Regions from separate parts of the Homo sapiens genome. Here regions 1, 3, 4 and 5 are each linked to region 2. A link is a contact called in ENCODE Hi-C or POLR2A ChIA-PET data. All regions are on one chromosome and are shown on one strand. The core of a region is the stretch at or near the end of the contact, and the rest is flanking DNA. Distances in the headings are between cores, read along the strand shown.

Region 1 (2,700 bases), core at 24-2,523, 600 kb after region 2:
TCTGAGCCTCTAGTTTCTCTCTGTTTCTCTTTTTTATGTGAAGCATTTTCTCATCTGTAACTTGGGCCTAACATATAAAGGACTTGGCATCACACCTAACTATAAGGAAGTAGTCAACAAACTGGCCTGGCACAGTGGCTCACGCCTGTAATCCCATCACTTTGGGAGGCCGAGGTGGGCGGGTCACCTGCGGTCAGGAGTTCAAGACCAGCCTGGCTAACATGGTGAAATCCCATCTGTACTAAAAATACAAAGATTAGTAGTCCCAGCTACTTGGGAGGCTGCGGCAGGAGAATGGCATGAACCTGGGAGGCAGAGGTTGCAGTGAGCCAAGATCGCGCCACTGCACTCCAGCCTGGGCGACAGAGTGAGGCTCCATCTCAAACAACAACAACAACAATTATCCGGGTGTGGTGGCACACGTCTGTAATCCCAGGTACTGGGGAGGCTGAGGCAGAAGAATTGCTTGAACCCAGAAGGCTAAGGATGCAGTGAGCCGAGATCCCGCCACTGCACGCAAGTCTAAAAAGAAATAGTCAAAAAACAGTAAAGATACTGTTATTACAGGCGGGGAAAGGGAGGCTGAGAGGGGAAAGGACTTTGCCGACAAGCTGAGTACAGGGCTGAGGGCCCGGCCTCACACCCTCGGTGAGGGGGGACCTTGTGCAATGGAAGGAAGGAGCACTTCCTCCCTCTTCGGAGCTGCAGCGACTGATTTCCTTCAGGCCCAGGAGGGCAGATGCCCTTTAGCCTCCTGCCGCTCCCATCACTGACCCCTCCCCACCTCTGCGTCTGGAGGGCAGGGGTGCCTGGACACTCCAGGCAGGCGACAGGTGACAGGTGATCACGCCCCCTCAACGCCGCCGGGGCCCACAAGGCCCCGCTCCCTATGAGTTCAGTCCTGCCCCAGTGATGACCCCGGCCTCACGGTCCCGCGCCCCCCACTCAGCCTCCGACCCTAACAATCCGCACCCCTTCTTCAGTACCCACCTCCGCGGTCCGCGCCCCCTCCTCGGGCCCCGCCCCCAATGCTCCGCGCCCCCTCCCCGGGCCTGCCAGCACTCAAATATCCGGGACGGCGGTGGCACGTACCCCCGGGCCCACGTTATGGGAGAAGGAATGCACGACGCCGCCGGGCCGCACGTCAAACGCCACCGTCGTGGGCTCGGACACCGCCTCCGCCGGCCTCAGCGCCACGGCCCCTAGGAGCAGCGCGGCCCACAAGCTCGCGCCGACGCCGTTCCACCCTCCGCTGGGCGCCGCCATGTTGGACTAGGGTCCTCAGGGCAGGGGCGGGTAGACGGGGCGCGGCGAGGGACACGTGGAGCGTCCGCCGGAGGCCACGTCGGCGTCGGCTGTCCACGTGACCCGGCACGCCCCGCCCTGTCCACCGCCCGGGGCCACCATCTTGGGGGCGGGACTTTGTCGAGGGGGCGGGACTTTTGCCGAGGGGGCGGGGCCGCCGAGGGGGCGGGGCCGCCGAGGGGGCGGCCTCGTACCCTAGGGACCCTGCGTAGCCCGGCGATCCTTGGAGGGTCCCTCAGGTGGTAATGGAGTTCGTTTTGGGGTCTCAGGGTCCCTCACCAGCCGTGTGACTGACTGCAGCTCTTTCAGTTAGGAGATGTACAGGGAGTGAGGGAAATCGAAGGTCACCATTAGGCGAACTTCTCATAATCGTTGCAGCCAAGATGTGTGTGCATCGATATTCAAAATTAGCAGAGGGAAAGTAGGATGAGAAGCAGGATGCTTGCTTTTGTTTCCCTCTTGTTGCCCAGGCTGGAGGGCAGTGGCGCGATCTCGGCTCACTGCACTCTCCGCCTCCCAGGTTCAAGTGATGCACCTGCCTCAGCCTCCCGAGTAGCTGGGACTACAGGTGTTCACCACCACCCCTGGCTAATTTTTGTATTTTTAGTAGAGACAGGTTTTCACCATGTTGGCCAGGCTGGTCTTGAGCTCCTGACCCCAAGTGATCCGCCTGCCTCGGCCTTCCAAAGTGCTGGGATTACAGGTGTGAGTCATCACGCTCGATCAGTCTGTGTATTTGTTAATAGGATTATGTGGGTGTTCACTTCCTGGCTTTGATAACCTGGCTTGTCCTAGGGGTTACAGACGATGTTCACATTAGGGGGAGTTGGATGAAGCGTATTAGGAAACCCTACAGTTTCTGCAGATTTTCTGGGAGGCAAAAATTATTTCAAAATAAAAAGTTAAAAAGAAAATAATCCCTACCTCAAGGAGTTGTTGGGAGGAGTAAGTGAGGGAATTAAGTTCCCACACCGGGACGAATGAACTGAGAATTATATATTGTAGCTATTGCTATCATTAGATCCCAGGTTTTCAACTAGAGAAGGAAGTCATTCTTTGGTTACAAATGGCTTAACATTTCAAGAAAACACCAGTGGCCAGGCCTGGGGGGTCAATAATTAAGCTGGTGTTTCTAGTCCTTCCCAACTGGCAAAAAACAGAATCCAGAGAGAAAACGTCATAGATGACTCCTAAGATGGGTTATAATTCACCCTTTGAGGAATTAAATCACTCTACTCCATAGCTACGGAGGGTGGTGAGCCCCAGGGAGGTGAGAAGGATCCCCGTGGAGGCTGACTCCTCTGCCAATGACAGAAGTCCAAGCCAGTTGCCTTTCTGCAGTGGCAGCCTGTTCTAAATTGGGATACCTGCTTGCGTTAGGAAATTTATTGGCCG
Region 2 (2,700 bases), core at 154-2,653:
GCTGGCTCCCTCCGAGGGGCCGGGAGGCGGCAGTGAGCCTGGCCCCGCGCCACCCCCCGCCGCCGGCGGCCAATCCCCACCCGGGCTGGGGGGAGGGCGATGCAAATTACCCCGGATCTGGGTCCGCCCGCCCGCCTCCCCCACGCCCGGGCCCGGCCTGCGCTAGGCCGCGCATCCCCGGGCTCGCCTGCACCGCGCGGCCGCCCGGGCCGCCGCCCTCCCCGGGGAGCGCGGGGAGGGTGACCCCCCCCCCACGGGCGGGGGGCCGAGGGGAGGGGGGCTGGGGACGGTTACACAACCAGGCGGGGAGGGGCCCCGGGGCGGGGAGGGGGCCGGCCCGCGGGCCGCGCAGCCGGAAGCCGGGACCGCCACCGGCCCCCGGCGAGGGGAGCCCGGCTCCAGGCCCCGCCCCCTGGCGGGCTGGCCCCGCCCCCGCGCCGCGCCGCGCGATCGGCCCGCGCCCATTGGCTCTCCGGCCCGCCGCTCACCGCCCCTCCTCCGCACCGCCCCTACCCGCAGGCCGCGGCGGGCTGTCGGCGCGGGGCACCCTGGGACTTGTAGTCCAAGCCGCTTGCCACCTGCCGGCTGCAAACGGCGGAGGGACTACGAAGCCCAGAGGTCCCTGCGGCCCTGCCCGCCCACCCGGACACCCCACCCCTTCCCCCTCCTTTCCGAAGCCCCCCTCCCTGTTTTTTCAGCCCCCTCCCCCCCATCCCCCATGGAGCTCAATCCTGGCCAACTCCAACGTATGCACGCAGCACCGAATAGGCCCCCGGGGGGCGAGAGCGCCCCTCGTCTTCAGCTGGAAACTTAGCAGGCGACGCGCCCCCCTATCTCCCCACGCCGGCTCCCCCCACCCTCAATGCAGCCCTGCTTCCCCTCCCCCGCTCCCCGCGCGCCTGGGAGCCCCGAAAAGCCATGCACCCGGGTTGGGGGGGGCTGGCGCACAAGCTCATGCACTTAGCCCCCAATCCCCCCTTCCCGGGCGGCGCCCCCTCCCCGCGCTCGGGATCCAGGGCGCCTCCAGCCTCCGGGCAGCTGCCAACCACCCCTTCCTCTGAAACTTGGGGGAACGTCCCCGGCTCCCCGGATCTCCCCTTCCCGAGGGGGCAGCGGTGGCCGCAGCGACCCCCGCCCGTCCCCGCCCTGCACCCCGTGCCGGGGGCCGCGCCGGGCGCTGACTTACCTCGCGGGGCCGGGCCGGGGCGCGCGGGGCCGGGGCCCGAAGTTGGGACTGGGCTCCCTCGGCCGCTCGCCTCCGGGGTCCGCGGCGCTCGCTCTGCCCGCGTCGCGCTGCCCTGGTCGCTCCCTCGCGCGGCGGCGGCGGCGTCACTGCCCCTACAGTAACTGTACAGTACAGCCAAAGCCCCGTATGATGCTCGCGACTCCCTTCCTGGTTTCTCCGAGGGCAAGAGGGGTCCTCCCTTGTCTTAAAGGTGCCGCAGCCGCCGGCCCCCCCACGCCCAGCCCGCCCCCCCCAGCCTGGCCTCGGAGGCCAGAACAGGCTCGGCAGGTCCCCTCTTGCCACGTCTCTGCCCTCCCGTGGGGCTTCGCCCGCTGCGCCGGGGAGACCGGGCTGTTATTAGGTTTTGTCAAGTCGGGGGGGGGGGTCCGGCCCGCCCCGGCGCGCCCCCCCGCCTCTGACCTCTCCGCCCCGCCGCGCGGCGCCGTGCCAGCTTGCCAGCTTATCTGGCCCCAGAGCTCCCCGGGGCGCGGGGGGAGCGGGCCCCCCGGGGTGGAGGGGGGGTGGGGGCCTCCAGATAAACAGGCCCCCAGCCTCTGCGCAGGGGCGGGGTGCGGGGGGGCGCGGGCTGTGCCCCCGACGCCCGGGGCGTGGCAGGATGGCAGCGGGGGCGGGGAGCGCGGTGCGCACAGCGAGGAGCGACGCGGGCGTGTGGGTCGCGCGGCCTGGGCTGCCGGGGGTGGGTTGGGGGTGAGGCGGTGGGGATCCCCCCGCAAGGCCAGGCCCTGGGCCTCCCCGGGCCTCAGTGGGACTTGCCGCGCCAGGGACCCCGGGGGGTGGCCTTGCCAAGGACAGCCCGGGTCCGCGGGGCTCCCGGGTCCCTAAATGAAACCACCAACCTGCCCTCCCGCGATTATATAAAGGAGTCGCCTCCACCCCGCTGCGCTAGGGGCGTCAGCGGGGGAAGGGGTTGGCGAGGGGCGGGGAGGGCGGTTGTTTTCCCGGCTTCGCGAGTTCCCCCACCCGGCTGCGGGCCGCGGGGCGGGACGGGGACCGGGCCCTGGACGCCTGGTCCGCGCGGGCCGCTCCTTGGCACAAGGGGGTCTGCATGGCTCGCGAGGGGCGGAGGTGGGGAGTGGGGAGGCGTTGGTTCAGCGCGACTTTTTTTTTTCCCCTGTCCGTTTCTCCCACTTCCTCCCCGGTCGTGGGAGAGGTCCGGCGGGGGACAGGGAAGGGGGAGCAGGGCACGAGTGGTGAGAACGTCCTGGCCCGGCCCGGGGAGGGCTGGCTGGTGCGACCGCGCGCCTGGGGGGGGGGGGGAGGGCTCCAGGACTCAGTTTCCCCTTCCTCATTCCTCCAGACAGAGAGAGTACTGACAGCTGCTTTAGCTGCCGTTTAGTGAGCGCTTATCCAGTGGGTGACCCTGTTCCGGGGCTCACTGTGCCTTCATTCTAACACCTAATCCCAGGGTCATTATTATGTTTTATTATTATCTGGCATTCTTAGTACCAACACCA
Region 3 (2,700 bases), core at 153-2,652, 560 kb before region 2:
TGATGCTTTCGAGGTTCATCCAATCTGTAGCCTGTGTCCGAGCCTCATTGCCTCATATTGCAAAACACCGTGTCATTGTATGAATGGAGCATTTTCCCTTCATCTGTGGATGTACATTTGGGTTGTGTGCACTTTGTGGATGTTATGAATAAAGCTGCTATGCACATAGGTGTGTGAGTTTTTGCGTGGATGTTACATGTTTGTTTCTCTTGGGTAGATACCTAGGAGTGTTACTGCTGTGTCATGTGGCAATTCTATGTTTAACCTTTTTTTTTTTTTTTTTTTTTTTGAGACTGAGTCTTGCCCTGTTGCCTAGGCTGGAGTACAATGGTGCGATCTTGGCTCACTGCAACCTTTGCCTCCCGGGTTCAAGCAATTCTCCTGCCTCAGTCTCCCCAGTAGCTGGGATTACAGGCGCCTGCCACGATGCTTGGCTAATTTTTCGTATTTTTAGTAGAGACGGGGTTTCACTATGTTGGCCAGGCTGGTCTCGAACTCCTGACCTCAGGTGATCCACCCACCTCCACCTCCCAAAGTGCTGTGATTACAGGCGTGAGCCACCGCGCCCGGCCCATAATTTTTTTAAAAACCTGTTTTTTGTTTTTTTTTTCAAGACGTAGTGTTGCTCTGTCACCCTGGCTGAAGTGCAGTGGCGCAATCTCGGCTCATTGCAACCTCTGCCTCCTGGGTTCAAGGGATTCTTCTGCCTCAACCTCCCGAGTAGCTGGGATTAACTCCGTACCTCAGGTGATCCGCCCGCCTCGGCCTCCCAAAGTGCCGGGATTACAGGCTTGAGCCACCGCACCTGGCCTAAAAACCTGTTTTGTTCCCTGCTGTCTCACTGGGGCCTGGAGGAGCAGCACTTAGGAGCGCAATGCAGGTTTGTTGAATAAATTAATGACTCTCAGCAGTGACGTTTGTACGTTCGGGACACGCACCTGGTGTTGGGTCCCATCTGCGCTCATTAGGCGCGACGTCAATGCCGCACTGAGGTGTGCCTGGCTTCGATCTACCCTAGGAAGGGTCTGCCCTGGGGCGCCCCATTCCGCGACTGTCCCCAGTGGGAACCACGCCCTCCATCTACCAGAGCCATTTCTGCAACGTCTAGCACCCCGCGGGTCCTCTTCCGGCCGCGGTTGCCCTGGGCAACGCGTGGAGCCGCGCTTCCTGTATTGATTTGAATCGCGGGAGACGTCACGTCCTCCCGAGATGCCCAACGCGCGCAGGCGCAGCCACTCGGAGTGGGCAGGGCCTGGCTGGGTGTTGGGCAGGGCCTGGCGGTGTGTGGGGTAGGCGGGGGGCGTGGCCGCGATTAGCCGCGCGCGGCGTGGGGGCGTGGTCGGGTTGCGGGGGTGCGCGCGGCCGGCCGGGCGCGCGCGGCGGAGGGAGGGAGCCGGGAGGCAGCGGAGGAGCGACCGCCGCCATATTAGGGACCGCGGAGCCCGGGATCCCGTCAGCGGCGGCCGCGGCCGGGCCTGCGGGAGCTGCGGAGGCCGGAGGCGGGCGCTGTGCGGTGCCAGGAGAGGCGGGGTCGGCGGGAGCCAGCGAGCCACGGGAGCGAGCCAGGTGAGGCGGCCGGGGTCGGGGACCCGCCCCCCGGGCCCTAGGCGGCGGAGCTTGACTGCGACCCCCCAAAACCGGGACGGCGGGGCGGGCTGCGACCCCCACCCCAGCTCAGGCCCCTCCAGGAGCCCCCAGTCCCCTCGAATGCCGCCTCCCAGGCCGAACTAGGCCCGGGTGACCTCAGCATCCGCGTCTCCCGAGTTAACACCCAAATCCCAGCGTCCCCCCCACGTCGGGGCCTGCCGTGACCCCCACCCCGAGCCACCTGTAAGTCGTGACCTCCCCGCAGCCGCCGTCAGCGTCCACCATTCTTTTTAAAATAGGCTGAGCCCTGCACCCCCAACCAGGGGACCCCACTGCGCACCCCTAGAACAGCAGACCCCGCCTCCTAACCCGGGTGATTTCTCCCTGGCCTGTCATCCCCGGGACTTCCCAGTTCAGACCCTCCCAGCTTGGGTCCTGCCCACACGAAGCCGCCCCCCATCGCTGAGCCTGTGGTGTGCGATGGCTCGCCCAGGCCGCAACCAGCCCCTCGCCCCAGTAAAATGCAGTCCCAGCCCGGGACACCCGGAAACCTGTGTCTGTGGTCACTGTTGTGTCCACCAGTCCCCGCAGGCACGGGTTGAGTGCATGGATGTCCCCGTCTCACCTCATCTCGCTGATTTCTGCTCCCCCACCCTCCCAGCGTGCCCCCTACCAGCCCCCATTCCCCCGAAATCCAGCTCTCCCACCAAAGCCTCAGACGAGCTATCCGTGCACAAGCCCCTCCCTCCTCCGAACTGAACCTCCGTCCTGCGTCCTGCCCCGTGTCTTCTCCAAACGCAAGCCTGGCCATCTCGGATCCCCAGAATATGGAGTGTGCCCCCCATTCAGAGCCGTTTTACCCCTACTCAAACCTGTGACACCCCCTCCCCCTCTTCCACCGTCCAGACCTGTCTCCACCCCACGTCCTGAGACCCCCGATATGCAGATGTTCAGCCTAAATCTGTTTTGTCTTTTCCCCTGTTTTCTCCACCCCAAACTCATCCTCTGGTTCAGGGCGTCTCTCTGGTTCCGATTCCCCCGCCCCGCCCCAGTCTACCGGGCGATGACCTCATGCCTCTCCGTGGTGAGGCCCCCACCCCAACCTATGTGCTT
Region 4 (2,700 bases), core at 110-2,609, 910 kb before region 2:
GTCTCTCCTTTTCCACCTCCCCTGTTCTCTCTGTCTCCATCTGGGGCCTCATGATCCACAGCCTCTTCACATGGTTTGAGCTTACTCACAATATGGCTGCCTCAGGGTAGACAGACTTCAGCCCAGGTGGAAGCTGCTTCTCATGATAGCCTCAGAAATGTCAGACGTTACTCTGCCACATTCTATTTGTCAAGCACATCACTCATATCAGCCCGGATTCAAAAGAAAGAGACTCCATCTCTTGAAGGCAGCATGACACATGCATACAGGGAGGGAAGGAAGTGACGGCAGCCATCTTGGAGATAACTTGCCTTCATGTCCTGGGGATGCCGTAACAAAGTACCACAAACTGGGTGGCTTAAAACAACAGGAAACAACAGAAGTCCAAAGTTAAGGTATTGGCAAGGTTGGTTCCTTTTGGAGGCTCTAAGGGAAAATCCATTCCATGCTTCTCTCTCAGCTTCTGGTGGTGGCCTACAATCCTTAGCTTGTAGACATATCACTGCAATCTCTGCCTCCATGTTCACATGGCTGTCTTCTCACCATGCCTTTATGTGTCCTCTCCTGTTGTTATAAGGCCACCAGTCATTGGATTTAGGGCCCATACTTTGGTATGACCACTTTTTTTTTTTTTTTTTTTTTTTGAGACAAGGTCTTGCTCTGTTGCCCAGGCTAGAGTCCAGTGGTGTGATCACAGTTCACTGCAGCCTCAACCTCCTGGGCACAGGTGATCCTCCCACCTCAGCCTCTTGAGTTGCTGGGACTACAGGCGCACACCACCACACCTGGGTAATTTTTGTATATTTCTGTAGAGACAGGGTTTCGCCATGTTGCCCAGGCTGATCTGGAACTCCTGGGCCCAACCACACATCTGTCATCCACCTGCCTTGGCCTTCCAAAGTGCTAGGATTACAGGCGTGAGCCCTCATGCCTGGCCATGACCTAATTTAACTTAACTAATTACATCTGCAAATATCCGATTTCTAAAAGTCATATTCTGAAGTTCCAGGTGGACATGAATTTTGGGGGACACTGTTCACCTCAATATACAAGCAACCATAGTAGATGAGTCCTTAGTACATGCTTGACACCAGGTCCACAATCAGTAAACATAAACTTTGGTGAAGTCACCAGGTTTTGATCCCTGGTCTTGTCATGTCTCAGAGCCCATGAGGCCAATTTTAGCCAATTATACCCACAAGATTCAGGGTCTGGGAGATAGACGTCAAGTTGTTCCAGGATGGTGGCCTGGATAGCCCCTCTTCCTTGCCAAGCAGCCCTGGGAATCAGCTCATAGTTTAGAGAATTTGGGAACAGGATAAGGTAGATATTTTTTTCATTCAGGTCAAAGGGAACCACCCATGACTCATCCTTGTCTCCCAGCACAAGTGACTGGTGCACTCTTTGCTGACTCCCAGCCCTACCCTCCACTGTGCTAAATAATATTTGTGATAATAATAAGAAACCACACTTTGGGAGGCTGAGGCGCGCAGATCGCTTTAGGTCAGGAGTTTGAGACCAGCCTGGCCAACATGGCAAAGCCCCATCTCTGTTAAAAATACAAAAATTAGCTGGGTGTGGTGGCGGGGGCCTGTCATCCCAGTTACTCGGGAGGCTGAGGCAGGAGAATCGCTTGAACCCAGGAGGTGGAGGTTGCAGTGAGCTGAGATCATGCCACTTCACTCCAACCTGGGTGACAGAGTGAGACTCTGTCTCAAAATAATAATAATAATAATAATGATAATAATAATAAAATTGATAACAGCAGCTAACACATCTACCGCACTGGTGGAAGCACTCTACAAAGCTTCTTTAATCTTCATGTTAAAACCCTATGCAGGGCTGGGCACAGTGGCTCACGCCTGTAATCCCAGCGCTTTGGGGGGGTCAAGGCGGGCTGATCATTTGAGGTCAGGAGTTCGAGACCAGCCTGGCCAACATGGCAAAACCCCATCTCTACTAAAAATACAAAAATTACCTGGGCATGGTGGCAGGCGCCTGTAATCCCAGCTACTGCCAAGATTGCACCATTGCACTCCAGCCTGGGCGACAGAGCGAGGCCCCATCTCAAGAAAAAAAAAAAGAGGACTCTCTTCCCCTCGTTTGGCCTTGATGCCGCCATCTTCACAGTCCTGGGATATTTGTCTATGCGATTCCAGTCTTCCAACTGCACTGGCTGTAAGCGAGGCCAAGAGAGTGTCTCTCTTTAACACAGTTCTGCCCGAAGTCCCAGAGCTGGGTCTCATTGGTCCATTTCAGGTCACATGACTCGTGTGAGACAATCTCCTGTGTTCCCATTGGCTGGGCCGGAGTCGTGTGACCAGCTATGACTACAAAAGATGGAGTCAACGCACAGAAAAATGACAGGCGCGATCCCTGGGTCCCTTCAGTGCTGGTTACAGGGAAGAGGGTCTCCAGAGGCCCCCTGGGTCCAAAGAGGGAGGGTCCTCACCCCCTTCCCACACTGTTTCCCCAGGCCCTAAGCAGGATGCTGAGGCAGCCAAGAGGTTCATCCTGGACATGTACACGAGGATGTACACCGGGTGCGTGGACGGCCCCGAGGGCAGCAAGAAGGGCGCACGATCCCGACGCCTCTTCAGCCACTACACATGTGCCACAGACACACAGAACATCCGCAAGGTCTTCAAGGACGTGCGGGACTCGGTGCTCGCCCGCTACCTGGACGAGATCAACCTGCTG
Region 5 (2,700 bases), core at 3-2,502, 880 kb before region 2:
ACAGGAATTGCTTGAACCCAGGAGGTGGAGGTTGCGGTGAGCTGAGATCAAGCCACTGCACTCCAGCCTAGGTGACAGAGACTACATCTCAAAAACAAACAAACAAACAAACAAACAAACAGAATTCTCACATGCTGCTGGCAGGGAGAGTGCTTGATTCTTTATCATTATATCTGAGGAAACTGAGACTCTGAGAGGTGAAGCGACTTGCCCAAAGCCACACAGCTGGGAAATGGAGGAGTTGGGATTTGAGCCCAGGCTCTTAATCGGCACCAATGCCACTTCTCACTTGGGACAGAAAGGAAGCCCTGACTCCTTAGGCAGCTGTACGGAGCCTGGGATGATAACGTGCTGAGAGCCAGGGCTACTGTCTGCTGCACCCTGGGGCTCAGTCTCCCCATCTGTACAAAGGGACGTTCCTTAGGTACCTCCAGCCCTGAGACACTGGGTTTTAACTTTAAATTTCTGATGAACAACAAATACTTTTTTAGTATAAGTATGCCCCAAATATGAATAAAGATAAATATAAATACCTGCCACCGACCCCTGCACAAACCGCAGGTTCCAGACTACAAGTCCCACAACCCACTGCGGCCTCCCTTAGGAACTGACTATCATGACTTTCTATTTTTCATTCATTCATTCAAAAATGGTATAGGCCACCCGCCGTGCGCCAGGTCTTGTGCTAGATGCCGGGGATACATCATATGCACAAAACAGACAAAAGTTTTTGCCTTCGTGGAGTTTGACATCTACATCCTCGGGAGTTTTAAGTGATTTTTGTTTTTCTCAGCAATTTCTGCCAGGACGACTACAGTTCCCGTGACCCTTTGTGTGTTTGACGGGACTACAACTCCCAGAAGACCTAGCGCGCCAGGCAGGCACTTCCTTTTCTCTTTATCCCCAACTTCCTTCCAGGTCGCAAGGTCACGTCCTGTCCCCACCTTTCGCCCCTCACCCTAGCTCCCCCAACGCCAAAGACAAGGTTAAGAAAGTGATATCGCGAAATAGTTTTTTAAAGCATTTTATTGCATTTTATGACTTGGAGTTTATGTGAAACCTCAACGGTATTAGCCGAACAGCCTGCCGCACCTTCCGGGAGTTCCAGAGTGGGCCTACAACTCCCACAGGGCTCCGCGAGCGCCGGACGGACGGACTACAATTCCCGACAGGCAGCGCGGCTGGCGGGGCGGTTCGCCGCGGTGCCCACAGGACCTCAGGGCGAGTGCGGGCTGCCCCGCGCGGCGCCCGCAGGACCCCGGCGGCTACCCATGCCGAGGTGAGTCCGCGGGAGCCGCCGCCGCCGCCGTCCCGTCCCAGCTGCCGCCCCGCGCGGCCCCGCCGCCGGCCAGGATGCTGGAGGAAGCGGGCGAGGTGCTGGAGAACATGCTGAAGGCGTCTTGTCTGCCGCTCGGCTTCATCGTCTTCCTGCCCGCTGTGCTGCTGCTGGTGGCGCCGCCGCTGCCTGCCGCCGACGCCGCGCACGAGTTCACCGTGTACCGCATGCAGCAGTACGACCTGCAGGGCCAGCCCTACGGTGCGTGTCCCCGGCCCACCCTCGGGGCTCCCCGGGCTCCCCGGCCACGCCACTCCGGCCCGGCGATCCCCAGGCCGATCCCTAGCTCCGGCCTGGGCTGCCCGACCCATGCTCAGGCCCCAGGCGAGGCAGAGCCCTGCCGCCCTGGACCCCCGGGCGCCCTGGAATCCCTGCTCTCCTTGCCTAGCGCCCAGGGACCCCCCGCGCTCGCTCCCACAGCCCCCGGCCCCTGCCTAGGTCTCCCTGCCCCGGAACCCATGGCCGGGCCAAGCGTCCCGCGTCCCTGGAGCCCTAAGTCCCCTCTCTCCTGTCCCCAGCTGGGCCGGCGTCTGCCTGCCTTGCCGAGTTTCTCCCTCCTGGGCCCCCTCCGCCCCTTAGGCTTCCTGGTCCGGGCTCACTTGAGCAGACGCTCCCGTCCTGACCTCCAGCTCCCAGGGTCCTGTTCTGGAGACCATCTGGTTGGTCTCTGGATTCACTGGGTCACGTCCGTGTTCCCAGGCCTCTCGCCTTTAGCTGACTGCGTTTGGAGTTAAAGGTCCCTGCACTGATTTCTGCCAGGCTGAGCCACCCGACGCGGTGGTCCAGCATTCCCCACCCCCTCCCACGGCCCTGGGTGCCAAGTGCATTTTGTCCAGTGCCCAAATTCAACTCCCCTGAATTTTCTCGCTCTAGTCACCGGCCCCCACGTCAAGGGCACATTTGTCCCCAGACCCCTGACGCTCTCTGGTCCCAGTTCGTGAGTCATGTTTCAGAATCTGCTAGCCCAGCTTCCCTGGTCTCCTCCCACGTCCCCAGTTCAGTCCACTCGCCTGGGGTTCCCTTTGACCCCCTTTCTGTCCCGCCTTTGATGCATACCCACGCCCTCAGCTCAGCCTCCTCACACCCACTTCCCAGAACCCCACTTGTTCCATCTTTCCAGGATTTCCTCTTCCCTTTCCAAATTCGCACCCCCTTGCCCTTGCATTCTGCAAGTCTCCCACTCAACAGCCTCGCCCCCTCCCGTCGTGGCCCTGACCCCAGTGTCTAGACCATTCCACATCCCCTTGTCTTTGCCTGGCTATAGCTGTCCCTGACATTCCAGAACCTGGTCCCTGGTTTTTCTTCTTTTCAGCCTGGCCCCTCAGGTCCCTGGAAGTCAAGGCCTGGCCTTCCCTGTGAAGGAG

The links. Hi-C counts contacts between places; a loop is a spot of excess contacts on that map. ChIA-PET counts read pairs that join two places held with the same protein, here RNA polymerase II (POLR2A). Pooled maps may share reads with other maps.
Region 1: a loop to region 2 is called in a pooled map, with 5 times the contacts of the local background. The contact joins the promoter of MYDGF here to the promoter of ZBTB7A in region 2. A Hi-C loop is called at or near these places in 1 of 50 pooled maps. POLR2A ChIA-PET finds 5 or more read pairs at or near these places in 2 of 52 experiments (GM10248 and K562).
Region 3: a loop to region 2 is called in a map of CD8-positive, alpha-beta T cell, with 3 times the contacts of the local background. The contact joins the promoter of FZR1 here to the promoter of ZBTB7A in region 2. A Hi-C loop is called at or near these places in 2 of 168 maps with a recorded cell type or tissue (CD8-positive, alpha-beta T cell and tibial artery), 7 of 37 single-sample maps with no recorded cell type and 13 of 50 pooled maps. POLR2A ChIA-PET finds 5 or more read pairs at or near these places in 4 of 52 experiments (GM12878, H1, MCF 10A and 1 more).
Region 4: POLR2A ChIA-PET joins it to region 2 with 16 read pairs in PC-3. The contact joins the enhancer-like site here to the promoter of ZBTB7A in region 2. A Hi-C loop is called at or near these places in 1 of 168 maps with a recorded cell type or tissue (B cell). POLR2A ChIA-PET finds 5 or more read pairs at or near these places in 2 of 52 experiments (PC-3 and activated CD4-positive, alpha-beta T cell).
Region 5: a loop to region 2 is called in a map of gastrocnemius medialis, with 3 times the contacts of the local background. The contact joins the promoter of NCLN here to the promoter of ZBTB7A in region 2. A Hi-C loop is called at or near these places in 2 of 168 maps with a recorded cell type or tissue (B cell and gastrocnemius medialis), 1 of 37 single-sample maps with no recorded cell type and 8 of 50 pooled maps. POLR2A ChIA-PET finds 5 or more read pairs at or near these places in 1 of 52 experiments (activated CD4-positive, alpha-beta T cell).

The regions. Positions count from the first base shown.
Region 1 is chr19:4,669,069-4,671,768 of GRCh38, forward strand. It overlaps MYDGF (myeloid derived growth factor), which reads right to left and starts at 1,274. Exons shown (of 6, transcript NM_019107.4): 1 at 1,093-1,274. The coding sequence starts at 1,266. RefSeq lists a silencer at 1,274-1,663.
Region 2 is chr19:4,065,496-4,068,195 of GRCh38, forward strand. ZBTB7A (zinc finger and BTB domain containing 7A) reads right to left here and starts at 1,404. Exons shown (of 3, transcript NM_015898.4): 1 at 1,187-1,404. RefSeq lists silencers at 1-704, 1,185-1,384, 1,395-1,444, 1,485-1,544, 1,755-1,864 and 1 more.
Region 3 is chr19:3,504,909-3,507,608 of GRCh38, forward strand. It overlaps FZR1 (fizzy and cell division cycle 20 related 1), which reads left to right and starts at 1,403. Exons shown (of 14, transcript NM_016263.4): 1 at 1,403-1,566. RefSeq lists enhancers at 778-827, 878-1,137, 1,948-2,157 and a silencer at 1,458-1,607.
Region 4 is chr19:3,160,317-3,163,016 of GRCh38, forward strand. GNA15 (G protein subunit alpha 15) reads left to right here. Exons shown (of 7, transcript NM_002068.4): 7 at 2,477-2,700. Among named protein-coding and RNA genes, the nearest start is that of GNA15-DT, 6.5 kb to the left of the region's middle. RefSeq lists enhancers at 2,135-2,429, 2,233-2,700. Within about 2 kb of position 1,360, at least 3 of the 41 ENCODE cell types and tissues checked have a DNase peak (open chromatin) inside an H3K27ac peak, as active enhancers do.
Region 5 is chr19:3,184,678-3,187,377 of GRCh38, forward strand. It overlaps NCLN (nicalin), which reads left to right and starts at 1,253. Exons shown (of 15, transcript NM_020170.4): 1 at 1,253-1,537. The coding sequence starts at 1,354. RefSeq lists enhancers at 331-1,213, 520-659 and a silencer at 1,170-1,739.